Regions from separate parts of the Homo sapiens genome. Here region 2 is linked to region 1. The links are chromatin loops, found by intact Hi-C in ENCODE. Cell type or tissue: breast epithelium. All regions are shown on one strand. Links, peaks and the distances in the headings refer to the core of each region. The heading gives the core; the rest is flanking DNA.

Region 1 (5,370 bases), core at 204-5,203:
GGGCCTGCTGGGGCCAGCTTTGGGGGGAAGTGATCGTGAAGGCAGCAGAGCCACCACAGGGCTCTGAGAACTGTACATGGCTCTCTGAGGGATGGTCGGGGGAAGACTGGACAGGGGCTGCTTAGAGGATGAATTTTTTTTTTTTTTTTTTTTTTGAGACTGAGTCTTGCTCTATTGACCAGGCTGGAGTGCAGTGGCGCGATCTCGGCTCACTGCAACCTCTGCCTCCCAGGTTCAAGCAATTCTCCTGCCTCAGCCTCCTGAGTAGCTGAGATTACAGGCCCACACCACCACACCTGGCTAATTTTTGTACTTTTAGTAGAGACAGGGTTTCGCCATATTGGCCAGGCTGGTCTCGAACTCCTGACCTCAGGTGATCTGCCTGCCTCATCCTCCCAAAGTGCTAGGATTACAGGCATGAGCCACCGTGCCCAGCCTGGGGATGATTTTTTAAAATCATGAGAGCCCTGGGGATATAGCCCAGAGATCTTTCTGCTACTCTGGTGGCCTGCAAGAGTTAATTGATGAGGGATGAACATGAAGGAGACTCCTGGTTAAGACTCCTCCCTCCAGCACCCCAGCTTCTCTGCTCCTCCACCAGGGGCTTCCCATCCCACTTCTAGGTGCCTGGCCAGCAGAGGTGTGTGGTGGGTGTCACATGGATGAAATCCCTTCTCCCAGTGGCTCATCATTAGTTTGGCACACAAACAACGGGGCTTGCATTCATAGTTTTTGCTTATTCAAAATACCTTCTGCAGTAAATTGAACTGGCTACCCAAAAAGTCTAGGTCTAGGCCAGGTGCAGTGGCTCACGCCTGTAATCCCAGCATTTTCAGAGGCCAAGGCAGGAGGATCACCTGAGCCCAGGAGTGCAAGACCAGCCTGGGCAACAAAGCAGGACTCCCATCTCTACAAAAAATTAAAAAATTATTAGGTGGGCATGGTGGCACATGTCTGTAGTTCCAGCTACTTGGGAGGCTGAGGCAGGAGGATTGCTTGAGTCCAGGAGGTTGAGGCTGCAGTAAGCCATGATTGCACCACTGCACTCCAGCCTGGGTGACAGAGCAAGACCCTTTCTTCAAAGGAAAAAAAAAAAAAAGGCCAGGCATGTTGGCTCACTCACGTCTGTAATCCCAGCACTTTGGGAGTCCAAGGTGGGTGGATCAACTGAGGTCAGGAGTTCAAGAGCAGCCTGGCCAACATGGTGAAACCCCGTCTCTATTAAAAATACAAAAAATTGGCTGGGCGCGGTGGCTCACGCCTGTAATCCCAGCACTTCGGGAAGCCGAGGTGGGCGGATCATCTGAGGTTGGGAGTTCGAGACCAGTCTGATCAACATGGAGAAACCCCGTCTCTACTAAAAATACAAAATTAGCCAGGCGTGGTGGCGCACACCTGTAATCCCAGCTACTTGGGAGGCTGAGGCAGGAGAATCGCTGGAACCCAGGAGGTAAAGGTTGTGGTGAGCCGAGATCGCGCCATTGCACTCCAGCCTGGGCAACAAGAGCGAAACTCTGTCTCAAAAACAAACAAACAAACAAACAAACAAACAAACAAAAATTAGCAGGGCATGGTGGCAAGCACCTGTGGTCCCATCTACTTGGGAGGCTAAGTCAGGAGAATCGCTTGAACCCAGGAGGCGGAGGTTGCAGAGAGCCAAGATTGCACCACTGCACTCCAGCCTGAGCAACAGAGCTAGACTCCATCTCAAAAAAAAAAAATAAAAATAAAAATAATAAAAATAAAAAATAAAAAAAATCAAAGTCTTAACCCCTGGTACCTGTGAACATGAACTTCTTTAGAAGCAGGGTCTTTGCAGGTGTCATTCGGGTAAGGATCTCAAGATGGGACATCCTGGAATTAGGATGATTCCTAAACCGAGTAACTGGTGTGATTATGAGAGAAAGGAGAGGGATAATTGAGACACAGGCACAGAGGGGACACAGAGAAGGCCATGGGGAGACAGAGGTGGAGACTGGGGTGACCCAGCTTCCGTGGATGGCCAAAGATTGCCATCTGCACCAGAAGCCAGGAGAGAGATGTGGGACAGACTCTCCCTCAGAGCCTCCAGAAGGAACCAACCCTGCCTATATCTTGACCTCAGGCTTCCAGCATCCAGAATGTGAGAGAATGAATTCCTATTGTATTCAGCCACCTTTGTGGTAATTTGTGACAGCAGCTCTAGGAAATGAATAGACCTTCTCACTTGGCATTCAGATTCAAGGCTGGGCGCGGTGGCTCATGCCTGTAATCCTAACCCTTTGGGAGGCCAAGGCAGGAAGATCACTGGAGCCCAGGAGTTCGAGACCAGTCTGGGCAACATGGTGAGATTCCATCTCTACAAAAAATTTAAAAATTAGCTAATCATGGTGGCGCATGCCTGTAGTCCCAGCTGCTACTCAGGAGGCTGAAGCAAGAGGGTCCCTCGAGCCCGGGAGGTCAAGGCTATAGTGAGCCATGATTGCACCACTGCACTCCAGCCTGGGTGACAAAGTAAGACTCTGTCCCAACAGAAAGAAAGAAAGAAATTTGGTTTGGGAAGATCCCACCTTTTTTTTTTTTTTTTTTTTTTTGGCTGAGTTTTGCTCTTGTTGCCCAGGCTGGAGTGCAATGGCGCGATCTTGGCTCACCGCAACCTCCGCCTCCCAGGTTCAAACGATTCTCCTGCCTCAGCCCCTCGAGCAGCTGGGATTACAGGCATGCGCCACCACGACTAGCTAATTTTGTATTTTTAGTAGAAACGGGGTTTCTCTATGATGATAAGGCTGGTCTCGAACTCCCGACCGCAGGTGATCTGCCCGCCTTGGCCTCCCAAAGTGCTGAGTTTACAGGTGTGAGCCACTGTGCCTGGCCGACCTCACCCCTTTTACAGATGAGCAAACAGACACCCAGAGAAGTTGAGTGATTGTTAAGCTTTGCTGAGGCCGGGGGAGCTGCCCCACCTCATGGCTCTTGAAGCCAACGAGTGTCCCCATCGTACAACAACAAAAAGCAGTGCCCCAGCCCTGGGATGTCCCCTCTGAAACCTCACAGCCCCCTCTTCTGTGCCCTGGAGCTTATCCCTAGCCCTTGTGTTTCCGTTTATTAATTGATTCATGGTGCTAAGTGGACACTCAAATCGCTGTACAAACAGAAGTGTGAATTTTTAATCACCATCATTATGAGGCTCTCATTTAGCTCGGGCTGCAAATTTCTGAATCGTCATCATCCAGCTCCTTCCCCTTTATTAATGCTCTGCTCTGAAAAGCGGGGGTGGAGGTGGGGGGAGCTTTGGAATTCTCTGGCTGCAGGGCCTGGCAAGGTCATTCATGCCCATGCCCCCGGCCTGGGATCAACGGCAGCCAGTGCTTTGCTGGACAGATCGTGGCCATGACCACCTTTCTTTTATCTGGAGTACCTGCCTTCCTCTCCACGGAGCGCCCTGCCTTTATGGCGACAGTGCAGACAGGGGCGTCAGGCAGGTCAGGGTTCAAATCCAGCCTTTGTCAGCTACCAGTCTACATCCTGGGTCAGGCATTTAATCGCCTCTCTGAACCCCAGATTCTGCATTAGTAAAATGGGACCAATGCACACCATGTCCCTGGAGGACTGAGGATCAGTGAAAGTACACGTGGTTGCCTGTCACAGGAGTGGTTTTTGTTGTTGTTGTTTTATTTTTGAGACAGAGTCTTGCTCTGTCCCCCAGGCTGGAGTACAGTGGCGAAATCTCAGCTCACTGCAACCTCCGCCTCCCAGGTTCAAGCGATTCTCCTGCTTCAGCCTCCTAAGTAGCTGGGATTACAGGCGCCTGCCACCATGCCTGGCTACTTTTTTTATTTTTAGTAGAGACAGGGTTTCACCATGTTGGCCAGGCCGGTCTCGAACTCCTGACCTCAAGTGATCCGCCCACCTCGGCCTCCCAAAGTGCTGGGATTAAAGGCATGAGCCACTGCGCTTGGACCTATCCCTTCTTAAAATGCATTATTCCTAAGGGCCCCTGGTAAAAGATGCCATGGGGGAAGGGGTCCCATGATGCTTCAGGTGCTGCTGGGGGCTACTGTAAGATCCGGCAGTGATGGCCTGGCAGCCGAATAGCCACGGGGTTGGGAGGGGCTGGAGGTCAGGAGGGGTGCCCCTCACCCGCCGCTGCTGCTGCTCAGTCCCAGGGACAATGAGCCAGTGTTCCCTGCTCTCTCCACCGCCCTTTGTGCCCCAAGAATGCCACTTGGAGGGGACAGCTGTTGGCTTCACAGTGGCCACTTGAAGTGCAGGGCAGGGAGGCCCTGCAGCCAGGATGGTCCTGCTCTGTCATTGTGCAGGAACTCAGTCTCTAGGAGTCCGTCAGTTCTGACACCTGCACCCAGGGAAAGACATCTACTTCCCCTTGGGGCTTGGAAATAGCCACAGGACTAATAAACCACCCACACTTCTCATTCAAGGCTCCTCCCATTCTCAAGGTAAACTTCCAAGCTGCTCTACCCGTTTTATAGGTAAGGAAATCAAGGCCCAGAAGTGAAACCACTGCCTAAGCTTATATAGCCAGTAGATGTGGGAATGGGGGCCTAGAATCCAACCTTTGCTACCAGTTACTAGGACTTAATTGGTTTAGGTTCACTGTTTACGTTGTATTCTCTCTAATTCCCACAAAACCTTGCAAAGAGAGCTATTATTCTTTCTCTTCTACAACTGAAAAAAGCTGAGGCTAAAGGCTTAGATGTGCTTCCTAAAGACCACAAGCTCAGGTCTGCTTGGCCCCAAAGCCAGCTCCTTCCAGCCTACCAAGCTAAGCGTGGGAGACGGCTCCACCTCCCCTGGGCTGGGAAGACCACCCAGACCCCTGAGGCCCAAGACAGCTACTGAGCCTTTGCTTGTTCCTGAGTAGGTAGGATGCAGATTCTACTTTTGGTCCAAATATCAAGGAAATAGGACATTTTGGGCTTAGGGAGTCAGCCCTGCTCAAAGGGGTGTGCAGATAGCATTCCCTGTCCACTGTTGCCGCGACGTTTCTTCACTTGGTCTTCAGGTCATCCTCCGCCCTGCCTGGGGTTCTGTGCCCAGAGCCTCTCCAGGCTGAGCAGAGGCTGCCCAAAGCCTCCCTGGGCTCAGAGGGAAACTCCACAGGCTTCAGCCCCTGCCCCCCATGACCTGTGAGAAAGGAGCCTGTCACCCACAGCTGCAGGCCCGGCCTGTCCGCAAAGCCGAAGTGGCAGAGGTGGCAGGTGGGGCAGCTTGGGTCACACTCTGGTCTCCTCCTCCTTAACCACAGTCCTCTGGCTTCCCACGTCTGGCTCTTACCCTCCCTCCTCTGGGGAGCTATTCACTCACTCACTCACTCATTCACTTACTCATTCATCCACTCACTCATTCACTCACTTATTCACTCTCACTCAT
Region 2 (5,370 bases), core at 309-5,308, 65 kb after region 1:
CCTGGGTGAAAGCTGCTTCATGGTTAAAAGAGGGGGCACAACGAAGCCAGGCAGCCGGAGTTCAAATTCTGGTTCTGGCACTTCCATGGCAGGTCCCTTCACCTCTCCACTCACGGCATCTTTTTTTTTGTTTGTTTTTGAGACAGAGTCTCACTTTGTGGCCCGATCTCGGCTCACTGCAACCTCTGCTTCCCAGGTTCAAGTGATTCCCCTGCCTCAGCCTCCCAAGTAGCTGGGACTATAGGCGCACACCACCATGCCCGGCTAATTTTGTATTTTTAGTAGAGACGAGGTTTCTCCATGTGGGTCAGGCTGGTCTTGAACTCCCGACCTCAGGTGATCTGCCTTCCTCTGCTTCCCAAAGTGCTAGGACTGTAGGCGTGAGCCGCTGCGCCCAGTCCCCCGTCAAAGACTTCTTACCTTCTACAACACACTAGAAAATCCCACCCTTTGTGGTAGAAGCGCTCAGCAAACCTCTTTGGATCCAATTTCACTCACTCTTTATGGGCGTTAAGAAAAGAGTATATGAGACGTGCATATGATGGGCCCTGGGTAAAAGAGGGTAAGGGGTCATGGGGACAGCAGCACCGGAAGGCACAGGGAAGCACTGCCGTGGGCCTGCTGGTCCCATTGGCCCCTCCTATCCCCTGACCTTGCTGTGCGCCCCACTGGGAGGCTGCCCCGTGTGGATGGCATCTCAGTGTCTTCCAAATTCTCATTTGGTTTGGACCATAAGAAACCCAGGCAGTTGGGAGGCTGAGGCGGGAGGATTGCTTGAGCCCAGGACCAGCCTGGGCAACATGGTGAGTTCCCTTATGTACCAAAAAAAAAAAAAAAAAAAAAATTAGCTGGGTATGGTGATGCATGCCTATAGTCCTAGCTATTTGGGAGGCTGAGGCAGGAGGATGGCTTGAGCTCAGGAGTTCAAGGCTGCAGTGAGCCATGATCATGCCACTGCACTCCAGCCTGGGTGATAAAGCAAGACCCCGTCTCAGGGAAAAAAAAAAAAGCCAGACATGGTGGTAGGCACAGTGGCTCACACTTTGGGGAGGCTGAGGCAGGAAGATACCTTGAGCCCAGGAGTTCGAGACCACCCTGGGCAACATAGCAAGAACTTCCCTCTATTTTAAAAGAAAGTAAAAAAAAAAATAAATTATTAAAATAATAATAAGGAAAGAAAGAAAAAGCCCAGGAGAATGGAAGACGGTAGGAGAGCGAGGTTGGGAGCTATGGATCCCCTAGCACCCTCCCTGCCTCTGTTGGGCGTCTCTGTCTCCTGCCAGCCATCTCTGTCTGCAGGTTCCAGTGACTTCTCCCTGCATTTGCCAGCCAGGCCTGGGGTGGTGATGACCCCAGCTCTCACTACCCCGGGTCCTTACCCACAATCTGGTGAATGGTCTCTTCCTGAAACTCCTGAAATGGGCCTGTGTTGAGTGCGCCATTGCTTTCCAGCTTGACTGATAGACTCGGAAAGGTCGGTTCAGCTCTCCCTCCCAAAGTGCTGGGATTACAGGAGTGAGCCACCGCGCCTAGCCAACTTTTTTTGTATTTTTAGTAGAGACAGGTTTTCACCATGTTGGCCAGGCTGGTCTCAAACTCCTGACCTTGGGTGATCCACTCACCTCGGCCTCCCAAAGCACTGAGATTACAGGCATAAGCCACTGCGCCCAGCTTCTCCTTGGTTTTCGAAAGCGCCATTTCACCACCCATCTTCTTAGCAGATTTACCTTACTGTGTGTGTGTGTGTGTGTGTGTGTGTGTGTGTGTGTGTGTGTGTGTGTGTGTGTGTGTAGTCATTGTTTCTTCCCCCCTACTGTATTTGACCGGTTACAGAGCTGTAGATGGCCAAAGTTCACTGGCCACAATTAGGGAGGAGCCAGTCTGGGATTCAAAATCAATGAAGAGGAAGATTGGAATTAAGGAACCGAACGCTGGCCAGGTGCGGTGGCTCATGCCTGTAATCCTAGCACTTTGGGAGGCCAAGGTGGGTGGATCCCTTGAGCCCAGCAGTTCAAGACGAGTCTGGGCAACATGGCGAAAGCTCATCTCTACTAAAAATACACACATACACACAAATTAGCTGGGTGTAGTGGCGTGTGCCTTTGGTCCCAGCTACTCAGGAGGCTGAGGTGGGAGGATCACTTGAGCCCAGGATGTTGAGGCTGCAGTGAGCTGAGATTGTACCACTGCCTTCCAGCCTGGGCAACAGAGAGACCCTTGTCTAAAAAAACAAAAAGGAAAAGAAAAAAGGAATTAAGGGACACTGTGAGCCTTCTGGCAGGTCTAGAACAGAAATGCCTTCTGTGCCTGCCACATTTTGGTGTTCAAAGCGTTTTCCTCCAAGTCCCATTATTTTATTTGATCTTTATAATAACCTGATTGGTGGTAGATCAGGGGCCACTCACTTCCCCTGAGAAAAGATGCTTTAAGTCTCTCCATTTGCAAGGGACCATTCTAGAATCAGAACCCACTCTTCTGACTCCAGGTCCAGAATGTCTTCCATGTTATTTTCTTTCCTTTCCTTCCTTTCCTTCTCTTCCTTTCCCCCCTCCCCCCTCCCCTCCCCTCCGCTCCCCTCGTCTCCCCTCTCCTCTCCTCTCCTTCTTTTTTTCTTTTCTTTCTTAGAGTTTCCCTCTTGTTGCCCAGGCTGGACTGCAATGGCACAATCTCGGCTCACTGCAACCTCCACCTCCTGGGTTCAAGCAATTCTTGAGCCTCAGCCTCCTGAGTAACTGGGATTAACAGGTGCCCACAACCACGCCCAGCTAATTTTTTGTATTTTAGTAAAGACGAAGTTTCACCATGTTGCCCGGGTCTCAAACTCCTGGCCTCAGGCAATCCGCCTGCCTCGGCCTCCCAAAGTACTAGGATTACAAGCGTGAGCCCCTGCACCCGGCTATGTTATTATCTTTTAACCAAACATCCTCAGAGCAGCGGGCATGGGGTTATGTGTAATGTGGGATTCCAAATGATGTATAAGATCAAAATTATCTGTAGTCAAAATTACCCTTGAAAATCGGTCATAAAGTACCGTATACACGGTTTGTGCGTGATATGTCCAGAAGCAGTCTCATCTGACCCCCGTTTAGTGAACTAGCCATACTGATGGATACCCTATATTCCTTTTGCAAAACAAAGAGATGTACACAGTAGCCTGAATGCTGAAGGTAGTAGGCTGCTTTCTATCAGGCCAGCATACGTCTGCTCCTACTGAATTGAGTTGTATGTTTACAAGGAGTCAATTATCATTGTTTCTGAACTTGTTTATGCCAGTTGTACTTTTTATAGTAATTACATAATTTAATTAAATATGATGTAAGTAGATAAAATAAGAGTAGAAAAGGAGAATAACTATTTTTCTGAAAATTATGTTCAATGTTTTGGAAACAGAAAGTTGCAATAAATAAATAAATAAATAAAAGAGTGGGTTAGAGGCCGGGCGCAGTGGTGCATGCCTGTAATCCCAGCACTTTGGGAGGCCAAAGTGGGTGGATGGCTTGAGGTCAGGAGTTTGAGAGCAGCCTGGCCAACATGGTGAAACCCCATCTCTACTAAAAATATAAAAATTAGGCCGGGCGCGGTGGCTCACGCCTGTAATCCCAGCACTTTGGGAGGCCGAGGCGGGCGGATCACGAGGTCAGGAGATCGAGACCATCCCGGCTAAAACGGTGAAACCCCGTCTCTACTAAAAATACAAAAAATTAGCCGGGCGTAGTGGCGGGCGCCTGTAGTCCCAGCTACTTGGGAGGCTGAGGCAGGAGAATGGTGTGAACCCGGGAGGCGGAGCTTGCAGTGAGCCGAGATCCCGCCACTGCACTCCAGCCTGGGCGACAGAGCGAGACTCCGTCTCAAAAAAAAAAAAAAAAAAAAAAAAAAAATTAACCAGGTGTGGTGGTGGGCTCCTGTAATCCCAGCTCTCGGGAGGCCAAGGCAGGAGAATCACTTGAACCAGGGAGGCAGAAGGTTGTAGAGAGCAGAGATTGTACCACTGTACTCCAGCATGGGCCACAGGCCAAGATTCCATCTCAAGAAAAAAAACAACAAAAACAACAAAATATATATATATGAAAAAAATATATATATGAAATTCCCTGCTTTAGTTGTGTTTGGTTAGTTAAGCAGCCTCTGTATGAATGTCTGATGTGCATTATGCAATAATGTACACTGTGCAAAATAAGTGTACTCATTGAGTGGCATTACATGTCCTATTAAAATGATTTCCCTACCAGGTATGGTGGCTCATGCCTGTAATCCCAGCATTTTGGAAGGCTGAGGTGGGAGGATTTCTTGGTCCCAGGCATTCGAGACCAGCCCGGGCAACAGGATGAGACCTCATCTCTACAAAAAATAAATAATTAGCTGGGTGTGGTGGCATGAACCTGTGGTCTCAGCTACTTGGGAGGCTGAGGTGGGAGGATCACTTGAGCCCAGGAGGTTGAGGCTGCAGTGAGCTGTGTTCATGCCTCATGCCACTACACCACTCCAGCCTGGGTGACAGCGCAAGACTCTGTCTCAAAAAAAAAAAAAAAAAAAAAAAAAGGCCGGATGCGGTGGCTTATGCCTGTAATCCCAACACTTTGGGAGGCCGAGGTGGGTGGATCACCTGAGGTTGGGAGTTCGAGACCAGCCTGACCAACATGGAGAAACCCCGTCTCTACTAAAAATACAAAATTAGCCAGGCGTGGTGGCACATGCCCGTAATCCCAGCTACTCGGGAAGGCTGAGGCAGGAGAATCGCTTAAACCCTGGAGGCAGAGGTTGCGGTTAGCTGAGATTGCGCCATTGCACTCCAGCCTGGGCAACAAGAGTGAAACTCCGGTTCAAAAAAAAAAAAAAAGTAGACAGAGAGAGATTTTCCCTCTGTTTCTCTTGAGTCTATTGAGTCCACATGACTTAAGTAATGTGAGATAAATGTGGTATAATGCAACACCGCTGTACTCATAAATTCAGCAATCTAAGCCCTAACTCTAACCCTGGGTAGATTAACTGGGTTAGATCCACCAAACAACATAGCATTTCTCATGGCATTAAGATCACTGGGAAGTGGGGTGCTAGCTCTGTAGAAATTAAAATAAAAATGGACAAGGAGCTTGCCTTAAAATATCAGAGAGGCAGCATTATGTTTTGAGAGCCAGAAGGCTTTAGTACAAATCCTGGCTCCACCACTCCCCGAGGGCAAGCCACTTAAAGTCTCCCTGTCCCAGGTTTCCTCCTTGGGACTGTCGCAAAGATTCCATGAGTTAATAAACGTAAAGTGATTAGAACTGTGCCTGGCACAGAGTGAATGCCATAGACATATTAGCTATTGCTATTATTATTATTCACTATAATTTGCACATTGCATCAAGTAGGTTCTTATTCTAAAAGTTT

Evidence for each region. A loop is a pair of places that touch in the nucleus more often than their neighbours do. Peaks named below come from ENCODE experiments on the same cell type or tissue, not always from the same donor. Only the 100,000 strongest peaks of a DNase experiment are listed, where the experiment ranks them.
Region 2: a loop joins it to region 1, with 12 times the contacts of the local background. A loop is called at or near these places in 5 of 110 quality-filtered maps.

What each region holds. Positions count from the first base shown.
Region 1 is chr17:73,263,657-73,269,026 of GRCh38, forward strand. It overlaps a transcript of CPSF4L not described here. Among named protein-coding and RNA genes, the nearest start is that of CPSF4L, 4.5 kb to the left of the region's middle. In breast epithelium, for the core only: no CTCF peak of the experiment used is centred there; a DNase peak (open chromatin) is centred at 2,215; H3K27ac peaks cover 692 bases.
Region 2 is chr17:73,328,814-73,334,183 of GRCh38, forward strand. No RefSeq gene overlaps it. Among named protein-coding and RNA genes, the nearest start is that of CDC42EP4, 19 kb to the left of the region's middle. In breast epithelium, for the core only: no CTCF peak of the experiment used is centred there; a DNase peak (open chromatin) is centred at 4,758; H3K27ac peaks cover 470 bases.